2 separate regions of the Homo sapiens genome follow, and region 2 is linked to region 1. A link is an interaction called in ENCODE POLR2A ChIA-PET data of the cell type or tissue named here. Cell type or tissue: OCI-LY7. All regions are shown on one strand. Each heading gives the region's core, and the rest is flanking DNA. Links, peaks and the distances in the headings are about the cores only. Region 1 overlaps KLF12 (KLF transcription factor 12). Region 2 overlaps KLF12 (KLF transcription factor 12).

Region 1 (9,137 bases), core at 561-8,560:
ACAATTTAGGTTTTGTTCACTGCAAAAATGAAGTCACCTCTAGTGCTGAAATAAATCAAGGCTTGTTTATGTCTCTTACCTTTGCCATGGCCTCTCCCATCCTCCAAAAGCGGCACGACAATAGTGTTGTTCACATTTCCAGGTGACCTTACAGCTGTGTAGACAACAGGCACCGACTGTACCACCACGGGGATGCGGTGAACATGACTCAGTTTGTTAGACTGTAAATTCATGGGACTTGAAGGCGGTACGGGATGGATAATGTGCAAAAACTGCTGGCCTCCAACACCAGATGCAGAGGCCACAAGGGGCCCTGGAGTTAATACTGTTGACGAAGATGACGCTGAAGATACTGATGTGATAACAGTTGGGGATGAGGCTAGACGACTAGAAGACGATGAAGAGGTTGAAGTTGAAGAAGGTGAGGAGGCAGATGCTGTCATGGAAACTGGGGAGGATGAAACGGCAGTAGGGGACGTCCTGGCTTTGTTTATTGACAAGTCCACTGGCTCAGTTTGTGTTTGGAAGTGATCTACAGATAACGAGTCCTCCGGGGGCTCCCCTTTCACATTATTTAGCAACAGGGGAACGGCTTCCATATCGGGATAGTTGTGGACGTTTGGAGACTGTGGGGAGAAAAATGGAACATATATTTATCTTTGTTTATCACACATTTTATCGATGCATGGCTTACCACTTGAACGTTTATTACTTTTTCTCTTATTGCTATGGGACATTTATTCGTTCTCCAAATATCTGAAGGATTGCTCAGAGACAGTCACTGTGATTAAAACTGAGGGCATAAGAGTACAAAACAGAATAAGGCCTCTACCATAAAGACATTTTCATTCCATTGGGACAGATAGACAATTATTAAAATACTATGAAATCAGTGCTCTATGAAGGAGAAAAGAGGCCATATGAATCTCTAGGATTCTAACCCTTACTCAACACTATCACAATACGGAAACATATTACCTGGCAACAATAGTGGGAAAACTCACTATGACATTTCTACTTTCATACTTGTTGCAAGAGTTACCATACCATACTCAGTATATTCTGAGCATTAAAAAAGGGCATAAAGTTCTTCAACCTCCCACACCTGATCACTAATTTATTAAATGGAAGTCATTTCTAATAATTAGCTAACTCTTCTCAAAATAATGTGCACAACTACAAGTGACATTTTAGGAAATAATAATTTAAGAAAAACTTATCCTGAAAATTATAATTTGTCTATGAATTTTCATTTAATCTGAAATAATGATGATAATGTTGTTCAAGTTCACCTGCACTCTTTTAAGTTTTAATGAGCAAAATTTGATAATAATAGACTCCAAGATTTTACCCAGACTAATGTGATCAGCATGCTATTATTTGCATGAATATAATTTTACTCATATATCTATTCATTCATAAATTCAACAAACATTTATGAAATGTCTGCTTGCAAGTCCCCAAATGGCATAAGAGTACTATTAGTGGTGTCAGTCTAGACTAAAAAGAGAGAATTAGACTCTACTGATTATTTTGGTTACATCTGTTTGGCCAGGTTAACATAGACATTATTTTCCCATTTATGAGGAACAAAAACTTTTTTTCACTTTTTATGGATCAGAACAATACCTAAAATTATATTAAATTGGTTCATTTTGTTCCTCATTTAATAAAAGATTTTGGTGTGCTATTCCCCCTAAAACTTCGGCATACATTTAAAGGAATGAAACATGTTTCCTAAAGCCTTTTTAAAATAGAATATAAATTACAGCTCCATTCAAAACATACAATAGGCAGTAGCACACGGGCATTTTACTCAGCAACTGAGAAAAGAAAGAAAATAAATCAGTAATGGTACCAGATCAACTAAAATAGGAAATGGGTTGATGTTTTAATGCTGTTTTTCCTTTTTCTTAGCTAACATGGTTACTTACCTATAAAAACAAATGACTTAGAAACAATTAAAATGAGTCATCTAAAATATCTACTGTATGAAATTCTAAATGACAAGATTTTCAGTTTATGTGCTGAAATTGAGAAATAAATTTTTAATCTTTTCAAAGACATTTAAAAAACAAAGAAAAAACAAACACCATAAATTGAACTGCTTTGATAAAAGCTATTAGCATTATCTACTCTTGTAACTAGAACAGTATTTCAATTTCAGCATTATCATTTTATTTCTTTGTAGAATAATGCAAAATGTTTCTTATTACTATATTATACCCACATAGAAATTCTTTGCTTAGGTTGCTTTCATAAAAGACATCAACTAGTTTGTCATTAAAAGATAAAACATATCAGTAAGCACATATTATTAAACACCACTAGTTTGACTTTAAATATAGTCTAGGTAAGTTTTTCTCCTTTTACCGTATCAACATATCAAAAATTCTTATTTTAGAGAGAGTGATTACTTCCACCACAAATTTTTCTCCTCCTGTCTACTTAGACACAAGATTCCTACATACATTTACAAATCAAGGAGTAAAGAGTACATCACTGCAGAAATGTTCTATAATGTAAATGAAAGTTGACTGGGTAGACAGACAATACAGGAGGGGGAGCTGATAAATGCGGACCTTATCTGTAAGGAGATTGCTTGTGAGGCACCAAGTTTTACTGAGCTTTGCAGACTGCTTAGTCTTCTCTAAATTATCTTTGTTTATCACACAAGTCTACCTCTTGTGGGTATCTTCTTAATCTCTTACTGAGGAAAATATTTACCTCTTAAGAAGTTTCATAACAACATCTTGTTGCTATGAACAACAGGGTTATACCTCATAAATAATATTAGCTATATATTATATATAATATATATAACATATATATAGCATATTATATATAATACATATAGCATATATAATATATAGCTATATATTTTAGCTAATGCATATTAGCTTTCATTAGAAACTTGTGAAGCCAAATATTAAGAGCCCCTAGGTACTTTGAGACACTTAAGAATTACATGGCTTTTGCATGAGCTCAAACCAGAATATAGAAAAGGCTCACAAAAATAAGGAAGAATAAACCAAACTTTGGGACCAAAGAAATCTTATTGAGAACCTTCTACAAATTACACATGAATTTGTAAAATCACAGAGACAGACGCTGGTCCTTTTTCATATGTGGCAGCTGAAATGCAGCTAGCACACTCAAAAATAATGCTTCATCAGTATAAACAGGACAAAATCCTTCTTGTACCATTCATCTGTTTACAGCGTTGACACAGCAGCATATCCTGACAGCCGACACTAATCTCTTATGCAATGATTATGGTGCAGGTAAAGTCATCCATAATTGCAGCTTCAGATTACACAGACATATCTGTAAAGCCAGAAGTACTGCAAAAATATGGTCTCAAAACAGCTATGGCACATACTTGTGTTCCTCCTTTTAGGGAAGAAAAACGACCCAAAAGTCTTACTCCTGAAATCATCATTAGAAATTCATTTCTTTACTTTTAGGAAATGGAAAATCAAAAGCATTGGTTTTGTGGTGCACACCTGTAATCCGAGCTACTCAGGAAGGTGAGGCAGAAGAATCGCTTGAACCCAGGAGGTGGAGGCTGCAGTGAGCCAAGATCATGCCACTGCTCTCCAGCTTGGGCAACAGAGGGAGACTCCATAAAAAAAAAAAAAAAAAAAAAAAAAGCATTGGTTCTGAGATTTGCATCTGTAAATGTGTGGTTGTGCTGACAGGAAGGGAGCACTACAAATGGCCACAAGGGGGAACGAAGGCTGAGGAGATACAAAGGAAAGAATCCCAAGTAAGAAATACTTAGAATAGTGAAAATTAAATGAAAGGATTACAAGTATTAGAGAAAGCGAGAGGAGATACGGGGTATGCCACTCAGGAACCAGCCTCAAAGGGGATAAGAACACTGAAAAGAGGAGAAACAACAAAGAAAGGTCGTAAGTTTTAAGCACAAGGAAGAGACACTTCTGCAAAAAGGACAAAGAATTCCATACTAACATTTTGCCCTTGTTTAGTAACTCCTCAATTCTTGATTCATTAATGAATTCTCATGGCAGTGTCAACTAAGTGGGGTTTTTTTGTTTGTTTTTAAATAAAAGCCCATCATGATCTTTGCCTGGGAGTGGTGACTATAGCTGAATTTTTGCTGTTGATGTCCCTGGTATGAAAGATAGAAGACTTACTGTATTCATATTCATGCTAAAACCCTCCTTCTAACAACATGAAGATTGTATAAGAACACTGGATTTTTGTCAAAGAGGAGAGTAATTTCATTTTCCAAAAGATTATATAATATTCCTTGAAAAGGTACACTGTAAAACTTAAATTTTTATAATACATATTAAATAATTGCACAAATACACACAAAAGGCCAGAAAAGTAAATGGAACAATATACTTCATTAAAAACAATGTGTGTGAAAACCTAAAGATAAACATAAGGATTATGCTGTCACATTGTCTTTTCTCCAAAAGTCTCAAAGCCAGTTTTACTCACATTAACCCACTTGATAAAATATTACATATAACATTCCAGTGAACATGTTTTTTTTGAGTGATCTGGAAATTACATTTGAGGTTTTCTAATCAGATAACTTTTTTTTCCTGAATAAACATCTTAAAATGTAATTTCAGCTTTAGGCATTTTGTTGAATGAATGTCAAATGAATCTAAAACCTCCTACTTGTTAGTTCCCAGAGTACTAGATGTGTTTCCTACAGTTATCTATTGCTATCAACTGAATTTTATTACAGTCTGTCTGTGAACAAAACAATTTTAAATGATGGTCGTATATTTTAATCACCTGGAATTTAAAAAGAAAGAAAAATATGTCCGGATACTACTCTATCTTTGGAAACCCCTCCAGGGATTTTTCTGTGTAGTCAGAGCTGAGGAGCAATGCATAATATTCTACTAAATGTCGTTCAAGATTCACATGCTCTTTCCTCTTTAGTAACACCAGCAATGTTTAGAGATGGGGCTGACATACATGGGCATTCACACGTACACACAAGATGGTCCCAGCTATCTATCTATCCTTTCAGTCATCGGTCATTTAAATAAATTATGTTCCATTTTACTTTTACAAATGTGTTGAGAAATAATTTCATGGCAATTTTTAGAAAAGATTATAAAGTAACTTGCCTAACATTACATAGCTCATGGCTTAACTGTCACAAGAATCTTTGTTTTGTATCCTGTTGTGTGATATTATACAAAGAAAATTTTATTTGGACACAAAAGACTTAGATTCATCACCAATCCTTGTTGTTTATTAGCTGTGCGATCTTGGTATCATCACGAAAATTCTCTAGGTCTTAGCTTATCCATCTATAAAAGTGTGATGTTAATTCCAAACTCATACAACGGTTGTGAAGATTGGGTTAATGGCATTAAGTGCTTTTTAAGTAATACTGAGAAATGAGAGAGACAAGCAAATGAGCAGAACTTCCTCCGGTTAGAACTAAAAATTCCAAACAGAACTTACTCTATTACTAAAACTATCTCAGGAGGAACTTGACTCACTGAATGTAGCGTAAGATATATTCTGACACAGAATCTCATAAATACAGTCATTGCGGAGGCACAGTGTTTACTGAACCAAATAAATACATGTTACAAAAAGCTGAACAAGTCATCTTTAGGGATCTCTTATGATTATTTAGAAACAATTTTCTCTTAAAATATAGACAACTGTCATTTGATACTTTTTTTTCCTCTACTTTCTAGCTGAGTTAGATTGGCCCACAGGAAGATCATGTAACAGTTGATGGAATACATTTTAACTGACTGGCCTGATTTCTTAATTCCACAGTATAAATAACTTAAATCAATCCACACTTCAGTGTGCATCCATTATGACAATAATATAACAAATAGATTCAAATAATTGCTTTGGGATGTTGGTCATTCTTTAGCAGTCTTATTATGAGACAATACAGGAGCATATTTGTTTCTTGTGTCTTGGTAGAAAATTAGTTTACATAAATTTCACTGTGTGACTTAGTGATTAATTGAACATGTACCTTTTATAGGAAGTGCTTAAAGAAATTTACTCTATTTCACATTAAAAAGGAATTAAACTAAATCTATGACTCCACATCCTTGGAGCTTTTAGGTTACGCTGCATTATTTTAAAGACTAGTATATTTTAGGTGAAGAGCCAAATTCCTTTTGAACATGAAGTGCACAGTAGGTACATGGCTTAGTTTTGGTGCCTGGGTTTCCCTTAGTAAATACAATTTTTTATTAGTAGTAAATGAAATGGTTTTAAGAGATGAGCACCATTCTTAAAAGAAGCATCCCGCAACTCTGGCTATTTCTGCTACAAGTATAAAAGTCACCACACATCCATTTGTGAATGGAGTATGCATTTCACTTTCCTCTATTCTTTTGTATTACTAAAAAGGGAAGCCTATTTTTCAATATTTGTCTTGCATGAGCCCCCATGGTCATAATTTACCTTGCTTTCAGCTCAGTGATTCTTCTTTACATGTTCAAGGGCAAACTCTTAAACATAAATGCCGTAAAAGTGTGAATTTATAAAACTGACAAAAACGTAAAGCAAAGTATACTAAAGAAAGATAAATTGTACTTCCTCTAAAAGTACAGATGACAGAGTAAAAGGAAACAAGTAGAAATATCCTACACTGATAACCTGGAATTTGGTTTGAATGAGTTATCTACTGCATGCAAGGGGAAGATATTTGAATAAATATTTAATTCAACTGCCTTATATCAATATGTCAATTGTCAGTTTAAGAAATGATTGATTCCGGCCAGGCACGGTGACTCACGCCTGTAATCCCAACATTTTGGGAGGCTGAGGCGGCGGATCACTTGAGGTTAGGAGTTCAAGACCAGCCCAACATAGTGAAACCCAGTCTCTACTAAAAATACAAAAATTAGCCGGGCGTGGTGGCGCGTGCCTGTAATCTCAGCTACTGGGGAAGCTGAGGCAGGAGAATCACTTGAACCCAGGAGGCAGAGGTTGTGGTGAGCCGAGATCGTGCCACTGCACTCCAGCCTGGGTGACAGAGCGAGACTCCATCTCAAAGCAAAACAAAACAAAACAGAAATGATTGATTCCTTAAGAAAATTTGAAGTCTATACATCAAATAATGTACTCTCTGTGCTTTTACATTTATGTTTTTTTTTTTTTTTTGAGACGGAGTCTTGGTCTGTCGCCCAGGCTGGAGTGCAGTGGCGCGATCTCAGCTCATTGCAAGCTCCGCCTGCCGGGTTCATGCCATTCTCCTGCCTCAGCCTCCCAAGTAGCTGGGACTACAGGCGCCCGCCACCATGCGGCTAATTTTTTGTATTATTAGTAGAGATAGGGTTTCACCGTGTTAGCCAGGATGGTCTCGATCTCCTGACCTCGTGATCCGCCTCCCTCGGCCTCCCAAAGTGCTGGGATTACAGGCGTGAGCCTACATTTTTAATGCTTTTTTACATATGAATTGAATTGAAAATGCTAACCTTTAAAATGTGTTCAATACACACATTTAAATTTATCCTAAAGTTCTCTTACTTCCTAATAGTTATATTTTTTCATGACCTATTTACCAGGACTTTCATAAATCATATTATTTACCTGAAGCAAATCAGAATCTATGTTTACAGCTGACTGCTACTCTGAAACTCTGGTTTGGCCCATGTGTGTGATGACTTTAGGTTGGTGTGAGTGAGTGAGGAGGAGACAGGGAATTTTGTTCATGCATTCTAAAATTGGTAAGCAGGACAGGCGTGGTGGTTTACACCTGTAATCCTAGCCAAGGCTGAGGCCAGCAGATCATCTGAGGTCAGGAGTTCAAGACCAGCCTGACCAACATGGTGAAACCCTGTCTCTACTAAAAAAATACAAAAATTAGCAGAGTGTGGTGGTGGGCGCCTGTAATCCCAGCTACTAGGGAAGCTGAGGCAGGAGAATCGCTTGAACCTGGGAGGTGAAGGTTGCAGTGAGCTGAGATTGCGCCACTGCACTCCAGCCTGGTCGACAGAGTGAGACCCTGTCTAAAAAAAAAAAAAAAATGGTAAGCAGACATTCCCAAGGACTGAAAACATGGACAAACATTTTTAAACGGGAACATAAATGTGTTCCAGATAAATACACAAACCTTTAGCAAATAGAAGATATTTTCTTTTACCATATAACTAGGGAATATACATCACACTTGTTAGCTTGGAATATGGTGCTCAAGATGTTTTGAATTTTAAATCCTACTTATATGGCCAGAAGAAGTAGTAGTATCACTATAACAGGTCAAAAACGGAAGCTGGATTAAGTCCTATTATCTTGCAATTGTTTTTAAACAACATTTCACAAAGCACACAAAAATGTCTTAAAAATAAAGAGGTAACTATTATAGGGTTATCTTTTCCTCATGATTAGAATTTTGTTCTTTTGGTTTTAAATTAATGTTATTATTCATTGCATGACTTAAAATATTAATTAAAATTTCACTATACTGCCAGAAAAACCTGTTGTATAGACTTTTAGGGGATAAATCTTTATCCTAAACCACAATCTCACTCCAGTGCCTGAGGCAAATGTTCTGTGCTAGATACATATTTTAAAATATGCAATAATGTTTATCATCCTCGAACAGATTAATCTCTGCTACCAGATGGGCCCTGCTTTTGATTCTATAAAATGTTCACCATAAACAGTTATTTCTTACAACAGTATCTCATAGTATTGAAGTATATCAAATTTCAGAGAAAGAAAACTTGACCTCAGAGTGGCTGTAACAGTCAAATGATACATTTAAAAACTCCTACACAGGATAAACATGTAAAGCAAAACTGTAACCTTTTTATGTAAACAAAGGCATATTAGCAAAACAATGGCTTTGCTTTTTGGATAACCCAGTGGTTCCTTTGGTAGTATCCATGGGGGATTGGTTCCAGGACCCCCCTCCACCAAGGATACCAAAACTACAGATGCTCAAATCCGTGATATAAAATGGCACAGTATTTGCATACGGCCTACACAAATCTCCCCATATACTTTAAATTATCTCCACATCACTTATAACATCTAACACAATGTAAATACAATGTGAACAGTTGTCATTTCGTATGTTTTCATTATCTCTCCAATCCTAAAACTTTCAATCTGCAGTTGGTTGAATCCGCAGATGTGGAATCCAGGGATATCGA
Region 2 (8,000 bases), core at 1-8,000, 110 kb after region 1:
CAATATTAATATAACAACTAAGGAAATCTCTCTGGCCCCATTCTTAGACATGGCCAATGAGGATCTACTAAATTAGCCTCAGAAGTCTCCAAAGTAACTACAATTACCCAAATTAATATGGTGACTTAACTTTCAACAGGGAACTAGAAGACAGAGTTTTATCCTTGGCTCTACATCAGATTGGCTGGATAAGATCTTTAGATTTTGCATTCCTTCACAAAAACAAAGAGTGACCCCTGTATCAAGAACAAAATATTTCACAATATGAACTGAAATATAAACCTGTTTATATTTTATTAATTTTGTTAGAAAAAAGTGACATAAAATTTAATATATCCTTGTGGTTGTTCCATCTAGTTTCTGTGAAGAACAATAAAAATGATCACAAGTTATGTAAATAAATTGCTAAAGAAACGAGGGAAGGGTGCTCTTTATAAAAAATTAAAAGATACGCTGGGCAGTAGGGCAAGAAACACAGGTTTAAACGTTGGATCCTTTCTAGAAGATCGTACTGTTGATTCACAGGAATAAAAGAGGGAATTGGTTTTAGAAGACAGGAGATATGCAGAAAAGCAAACCACAAATTCACTTCTTTTCGCACATGCAGTTTTGTTGCACCGTCTATATCTGTGCTGTCTGGGTAGCCACTTGTTGCAACTACTGAGCAGCTGAGACATGACTAGTCCAAATTTAGATGTATGCAAAAAGCATATTGGATTTTGAAGACTTAGTATAAAAAATAGAATTTAGCATGTCTCATAATTTTTGAATTAATTACATGTTGAATGGTATTTTGATTACACTGGGTTAATTTTTTTTAACTTTTTTTTTTTCTTTTGAGACACAGTCTCACTCTGTCGCCCAGGCTGGAGTGCAGTGGTGCGATCTCGGCTCACTGCAGCCTCCGCCTCCTGGGTTCAAGTGATTCTACTGCCTCAACCTCCCGAGTAGCTGGGATACAGGCACACACCACCATGCCTGGCTAATTTTTGTATATTTAGTAGAGACAGGGTTTCACCATGTTGACCAGGCTGGACTTGAACTCCTGACATAAGGTGATCTGCCCGCCTCAGCCTCCCAAAGTGCTGGAATTACAGGCGTGAGCCACTGTGCCCAGCCAATTTTTTTTTTTAAACTTGTAAAATGTCTACTAGAAAACAAAAATCATAACTTCTTTTAGTGTCTACTAGAGTACTGAAGATTACATATGTGGATTGTATTCTATATCTCTTGGACAAAGCTGTTCTACATTATCATGTCAGTGGCTCTCACACTGAATTGGTACCATGATCTTACCTGTAGTTTCCACCCAATCTTTCTGGAAATTGAAAGGTGGCGGGGAGTGGGAAGTTTTGAATGTCATAAAATTGGAAGAATGCCACTTTCCTTTATCACCCAGAAGCTAGAGATGTTAAAAGTCCTTAGCGTATGAGTCAGTCCCAAACAACGAACTGCTCTATCCACAATCTCAGGTGTGCCCCAACTGGAAAACACGAAGGTGATCTCATCTGCTAGGCAGACTTCAGCAACTAATTGCTGAAACCTAACTTTGTATCTTTAGCACTGGCCTCTTTATCCCCGAAGATCCAGAACTATATTCCAACTGACCCCTTAACATCTCCAACTGGACATTCCATGGGGATGGCACAACTAACAAATCCAAACCAAGTTCAGCATCTCTGACCTCCACACCCCCCTTCCAAAAAAAAACGCAGGCAAGAAAGACACATCTTGCTCCGCATCATGAATTTTCCATCAAGGAATGACATCATCATTGACACAACCCTATTTCTCAGGCTAGCAACTGTTCCCTTGCTACCCCACATAAAACTTGTTACCACAATTCTTGGCCAGTCACAGCCGGCCTTTTCTCTCTATTCCAATTGTCATTGTCCCATATATGATGGTATTTTCTTTCATCCCACCACCAAAGACATTTTGGGACAGAGGGAAATTGTTCCTCTATGTCTACAGCTTAACTAATTTAACCAGCATCAGAGGAAAATCTTGGCAATTGTTGATGCTAGATAAAATGTAAGGTCATAAGGAAGCCTTAGAAAATATGTCTGCATTTTATATAAAATATATATTATTTATATTAGATATATTAAAGGAGAAATGAAGTCTACTAGTAGATAAGGATAAGTGACTTACATAGCAGTTAAAAGTATTATATATAATTAGATGTGTTTAAATATAGTACATGTATATGGTAATGTACTACATATGTAAAATTATATATCTCATGTAATATATTTACATATGAAGTGATTCTCATTATGGTTATTTCAGGCAAATATAAAGAGACATTTTAGGAACCTTATTTCTCAACACATTATCAGGTAAATGCTGTATAAAAACAAAGATATTGCTTCTAGATTTTAAAAGGGCAATGCATAATAAAACTTTATTTTGCTCCTAATAGTTTAGTCTGAAAGATCAGACGATGGCAAACCACCACCACCTTTTGAAAGTTAAAATTGCGGGATCAACAGCCTCAAATACCGCAAAATGCAAGCTTTTTTTGTTTTACCATTAACTTGAAACCCTACTAAACTCCCTGAAAAAAACTGGAGATACATAAATAGATGAGAAACATCAGGCCTACAGGCATCCTGGAAAAATAACAATATTCACAGCCAATGTGAGTCTCAAAAAGTGACTGAACAATCGACCTGCTTCCAGTATTAAAAATAATAATTGAAATCAATCTAATGTCAAACAATTGAGAACTAGATGAATAGATTATGAGACATTCAAACCACCAAATATTTATATATTAAATATGTAGCTCTTTGTCTTGATATAAATGACGAATCACAAAGAAGTGAAAAAAACAGTATGTTCCTATAACTTTAAAAATAATGCATATGAGACAGAAAAAGCATGCTAAAATGATAAACACTCAAAATTGGAGCTGATAGAACATGGAGTGAGATTTTTCACTTGCTTTGACATGTTTTCTCACTTTTTAAAATAATTTTAAATGTTATCTATACAATTAAAATAAATGCTTGACAGTTCAAAATGTGAGGCAAAAAAAGAGTCAAGTGGGCTAAAAAAAAGAAGAGCCAATGGTTGGGATAAAAAAAACAAAGTTCCTATACAGGTTAGCAATCATAAAGTGTAAAAGAGTCATTTTGGTTCTCTAACCAGCAATGTGCACATACATACAAACACATACACACTGTCCCATATATACTCATGTTACAGTTACAATTTAACTAATACAAAACTTAAAAATATGCAGCTGAAACTGAAACAATGTATTGTCTAAGTTATATTTGTAACTGATATGCTGAATCTGTTATACAGCTTGAACTGCACTATCAAAACGTTTGCAAATATTTTCATTATGCAGAGATCTATGTTATACTGTTAACTCATCTGAGAATGATATGTTTTTTATGTTCTAGGGAGTTCCTTGACAATAGACAAATGGACACATTATACTATTATCTTGTGCTAAGTATTTAGCATCCTTAAAAAAGAAATTATTGGCCAAATACTTTAATTTTATTTATTTATTTATTTATTTTTTAACTACAGGGAGTAGCCAGTGAGTGTACTTTTAAAGATCTTACTCATAGGAGAAATAAATCTTTCCTGGTTCTGTCTGGGGAAAGTACACAAGAACAAAAAGATTTACACTTGTCAGATTTTTGAATAAAACATACTATCTTATAATCACAACAATTAGATTCTGCCCTCCTTTGAGCCTTTAATCATGATAGCCACATTCTCAGATTATATAACAATATTGGAAATGTTTTTTGAGAAAATTCCTAGAGAGTTATTATGAAGAGGACTGTGTTCTCACTAACAATGCATTTTTGGAAGAACTAAAAATATCCTCTGGGTATTTTCTTAAAAAAATCTTTCCGGTTTCCTGCCTAGCATGTAAGAAGCTTAGAAGTAGCCACTCCATCCTAACAAGTGAGAAGCTGAACAAACCGAAAAAATCAACAACTCTTCTCAGATCTGTTAGAGAAGTCACAGGCAAATACAGTCCCGAAATTGGAGACAAAGATGGAAGACACAGAGAAACAGAACTTACCAGGGAAGAAAACTCTGTGAGAACCAGTATTCAGGCAGGAAACCCCAAATTGTAATTGACGGATTGCTAGGGACTCAGAGTGGACAACTCTAGGAGTTAAAAACTCCAGGGGGACCAAGTCACAGGGGGCTCCTGACATGTGTACAGTAAAATCTGCAATCTTACCTAAATTTAATAAAACTTAAGGAGTGTGTGTTATAATGAGACTTTAGGGCAACAGACACCTTACCAAACAAGACAAAGATGGCAAGTTAGCATATGAAAAGATGTTCAACACCATACATCATTAGGGAATTGCAAATTAAAACAACGAGATGCCATTACACAACTATTAGAATGGCCAAAATCCAAAACACTAACATCAGCAAATGTAGGGGAGGATGTGGAGCAACAGGAACTCTCATTTCTGGTAGAAATGCAAAATGGGCAGCCACTTTGGATGACAGTTTATTAGCTTCTTACAAAACTAAATATATTCTTACCATAAGATCACACTGTCACTGTCTTTGGAATTTACTCAAATGAACTGAAATTATGTCCATGCAACCTTTATAGCAGCATTATTCATAATCCCCAAGGCTTGGAAGCAATCAAAATGTCCTTCATTAGGTGAATGGATAAACTGTGGTACATCCAGACAATGGAATATTAATCAGCAATAGAAAGAAATTAGTTATCAAGCCATGAAAAGACATGCAGGAACCTTACATGCATATTACTGAGTGAAAAATAAATTTAAAAAGCCAGTCTGAAAAGGTAATATCCTATATGATTTCAACTCTATGACATTTTGGAAAAGGCAAAACTACTGACACAGTAAAATGATCAAGAGATGCCAGGTCTTAAGGGGAAGGAAAAGATAAACAGGAAGGGCATAGAAGATTTCTAGAACAATAAAACTATTTTTATGAGACTATGATAGTGAATACACATCAATATGCACTTGTCAAAACCCACAGAATGTACACAAAGAGTAAGCCCTATTGCAGACTATGGACTTCGAATCACAATGATGTGTCAACGTAGGTTCATCCATTGTAACAAATGTACCACTGTCGTGCAGGATGCTGAAATTTTTAAGGAGGTTGCGTATGTGTAGGGATGAGGGGTAGATGGGAACTCTCTGTACTTTCTGCTCAATTTTGCTGTGCATTCAAAATTCTAAAAATAAAGTGTATTTTAAAAATCTCTTCGCAAGTTTAATCACAAATTCTACTTTTTAAAATTCAAAAACAAAAAGAATATACTCTGTACCATGGTCTCCAAAAAAAGCAGTTAAAAATAAATGGACAATTCGATAATGCATTTCCTAACTCACTTCAGGGGTACTATAATTAATATTTAGACATATGTAAAAACACTAGTGCCTAAAAGTAACCACGATTGCCAAGTCTATAAAATTATAAAAAGTAGCAAGGTGCTATCTCAAGAGTTTTGAAGAAACAGACCATTCTCTCACACAATTTTATATTACTTAAGCATACTTGTAACAGAGATTCAAACATAATTCTATCACCCCACATTACTTTTTAGCATTTTGTCAACACCAATAGAAGGGATTGGTTAATAATTTGAAATACCAGGCAACATGGGCAAATATATCATTCTGCATTTAATCATTTTTCCCCTAGCAGTAAAGAAAATTGCTATCTGGTATACTTATTAAATAAAAGATTAAAATACAATTAAATAAAGCATAGTCATTTTGTGCCAGAAGATGTAAGAATATGTGTGTTCTATTGGGATAGAAAAATCAAAGTTTCTATACAGGTTAACAATCATAAAGTATAAGAGAGTCATTTATACACACACACACACACACACACACACACACACACACGTATATATGCTGAAGTATAGTACTTCAGTATACACACACACACACACACACTCGGAATTATTTGTATGTCCCTGAAAAACATCCAGTGGGAAAAACCATCGCAGGCATTGAGACACAGCACTCTGCCTCAACTAACCTTAACTTTTCTATTTATTTTCAATTTTAGAATGGATTATATAAACGTTAAAAAATGGTTTTAGGTTTTACTACTTCCAACAATTAGGACAAGTCATTCAACAATGTTTTTGGAACATCTGTTTATATCAACTACCTTTTAAGTTAAAAAGTTTTCGGAAAAATAACTCCAATTTTCTATATGGAAAAGTTTCGTATATAATTTAGTACTCGTATGACGCTAATAATGCCAATGGATAAATCTTTCATTTTCAATACTAACTTCAGAAAATCTTAATATTTTGACATAGAAAATAAGTTGTCAAGGAGAAGCAGAAATATTTATCTAAATGTAATTACTTGAAAAAACATTGTTTATATTTATGCAAGCTACTAATTTTAAATAAGAAATCATGTACAGCTTGGATGCTAAAGTCTGATTGATTGGTTCAGAAATGCAAACACCCAAAAGAACTGGCAAAAAGATTGTGCCCCTCAATAACAGATGAGAAGAAAACCTAGCACTATGGGATTATGAGGTGGAACTTAAGCAAGAACAGTCTCTGAGGTTCAACTCATGCGTTTGTTTCTACAATTTATTACCAGTGAAATCAACAAATGGGGAAGCTAGCTTGAAAGTACTGACAGATTCCTTCTGAAGTATTGTGACAAATGTCTAATTTTATACCATTCATGACCTTCCATCCAAATAGTGGGCAATGGAAAAGTAATATGTGTGACAGTATAACTAGTAAGAGAAAACCCAGGTACCCTGTACTTTCACACACCCACACCAACTACAGCCATGGATGCAGAGACATAAAGAGTCCACAAGAAAACACAAATATTAATAAGTAGGTCCATGCAACAGTGAGCATCTTACTGGCTCCTACCCACAATTCATTGATCTTTGCATCTCCCATTGTTTACAGAATAGCTCACAGAACACAGAAGCTCAAAACAGCCTACCCAGGTTTTTTTCCAGGTTATTGGACATTGACAATAGCAAAACCACCGCTCAATTTCAGAAACACTCTATAAGAATCTTAGGTCAGCCGAGCACGGTGGCTCATGCCTGTAATCCCAGCACTTCGGGAGGCCAAGGCGGGTGGATCACGAGGTCAGGAGATCAAGACCATCCTGGCTAACATGGTGAAACTCCGTCTCTACTTAAAAAAAAAAAAAAAAAATCTAAGGTCATTCTAGTTTTAGTGTATACCCGAAAGCTTTTTGGACCCCCCAATTCTTTCAAAAAGGTATCAGAAGCTGGACATGGTGGCTCATGCCTATAAATCCCAGCACTTTGGGAGGTTGAGGTGGGAGGATCACTTGAGCCCAAGTGTTCGAGACTGGCGTGGGTAACATAGTGAGACCTCGTCTTTACTTCAAAAACAAAAAACATGATCAGAATAAATGGCAGGAGGCACATTAAAGAGAATCTGACACATTAAGGTTGATATGAACCTAGCCTATGACATTCCAAGGAAGCCAAAGACAAAACAGGACTGTAAGCAGTGCTTCCCAATTATTTTCACACTATGGAACATGCAAAAAAGGTAGCAGCTCCATTGCATACCGGGGTAAGCAGTTTAGCTTGGCCTTGGCAGGCAGTCCCAAGGGGTAGGGATGCACATCTCAGGTACACTTGTAACCCATCTGTGAGGGATCAGTGTGACTCCAGATACCATAACAGTCAAAAGCCTTTACCTTAGGATCCAATGCCCTCAACATGGCTACTTCACAAACAAAGCTACCATCAACAGCAAAAAAAAATAGTGCTGAGAACTTTATACTTTAATAGGTCAATGCTGCCACCATTAAAAATACATTATCCCATGACAATAATACATATTTCAGACGAATAATACATATTTCAGACTAAAGACTTTGGGGCAAAATATTTTAATGTCAAGTCTCCATAAGAAATATTTTATTCTAAAAGCACTTTATTTTGATGGCTCATTTCTTCATTCTTCCATCGGACCTAAC

What was found. Peaks named below come from ENCODE experiments on the same cell type or tissue, not always from the same donor. Only the 100,000 strongest peaks of a DNase experiment are listed, where the experiment ranks them.
Region 2: POLR2A ChIA-PET joins it to region 1 with 10 read pairs; 3 of 35 experiments call an interaction of 5 or more read pairs at or near these places.

The regions. Positions count from the first base shown.
Region 1 is chr13:73,845,748-73,854,884 of GRCh38, forward strand. It overlaps KLF12 (KLF transcription factor 12), which reads right to left. Exons shown (of 8, transcript NM_001400136.1): 4 at 80-626. Among named protein-coding and RNA genes, the nearest start is that of LINC00393, 190 kb to the left of the region's middle. In OCI-LY7, for the core only: a CTCF peak has its summit at 3,735 (motif pointing right); a DNase peak (open chromatin) is centred at 3,714.
Region 2 is chr13:73,957,424-73,965,423 of GRCh38, forward strand. All of the region lies in intron 2 of KLF12 (KLF transcription factor 12), which reads right to left. Among named protein-coding and RNA genes, the nearest start is that of KLF12, 170 kb to the right of the region's middle. RefSeq lists an enhancer at 3,393-3,562. In OCI-LY7, for the core only: no CTCF peak of the experiment used is centred there; a DNase peak (open chromatin) is centred at 3,950.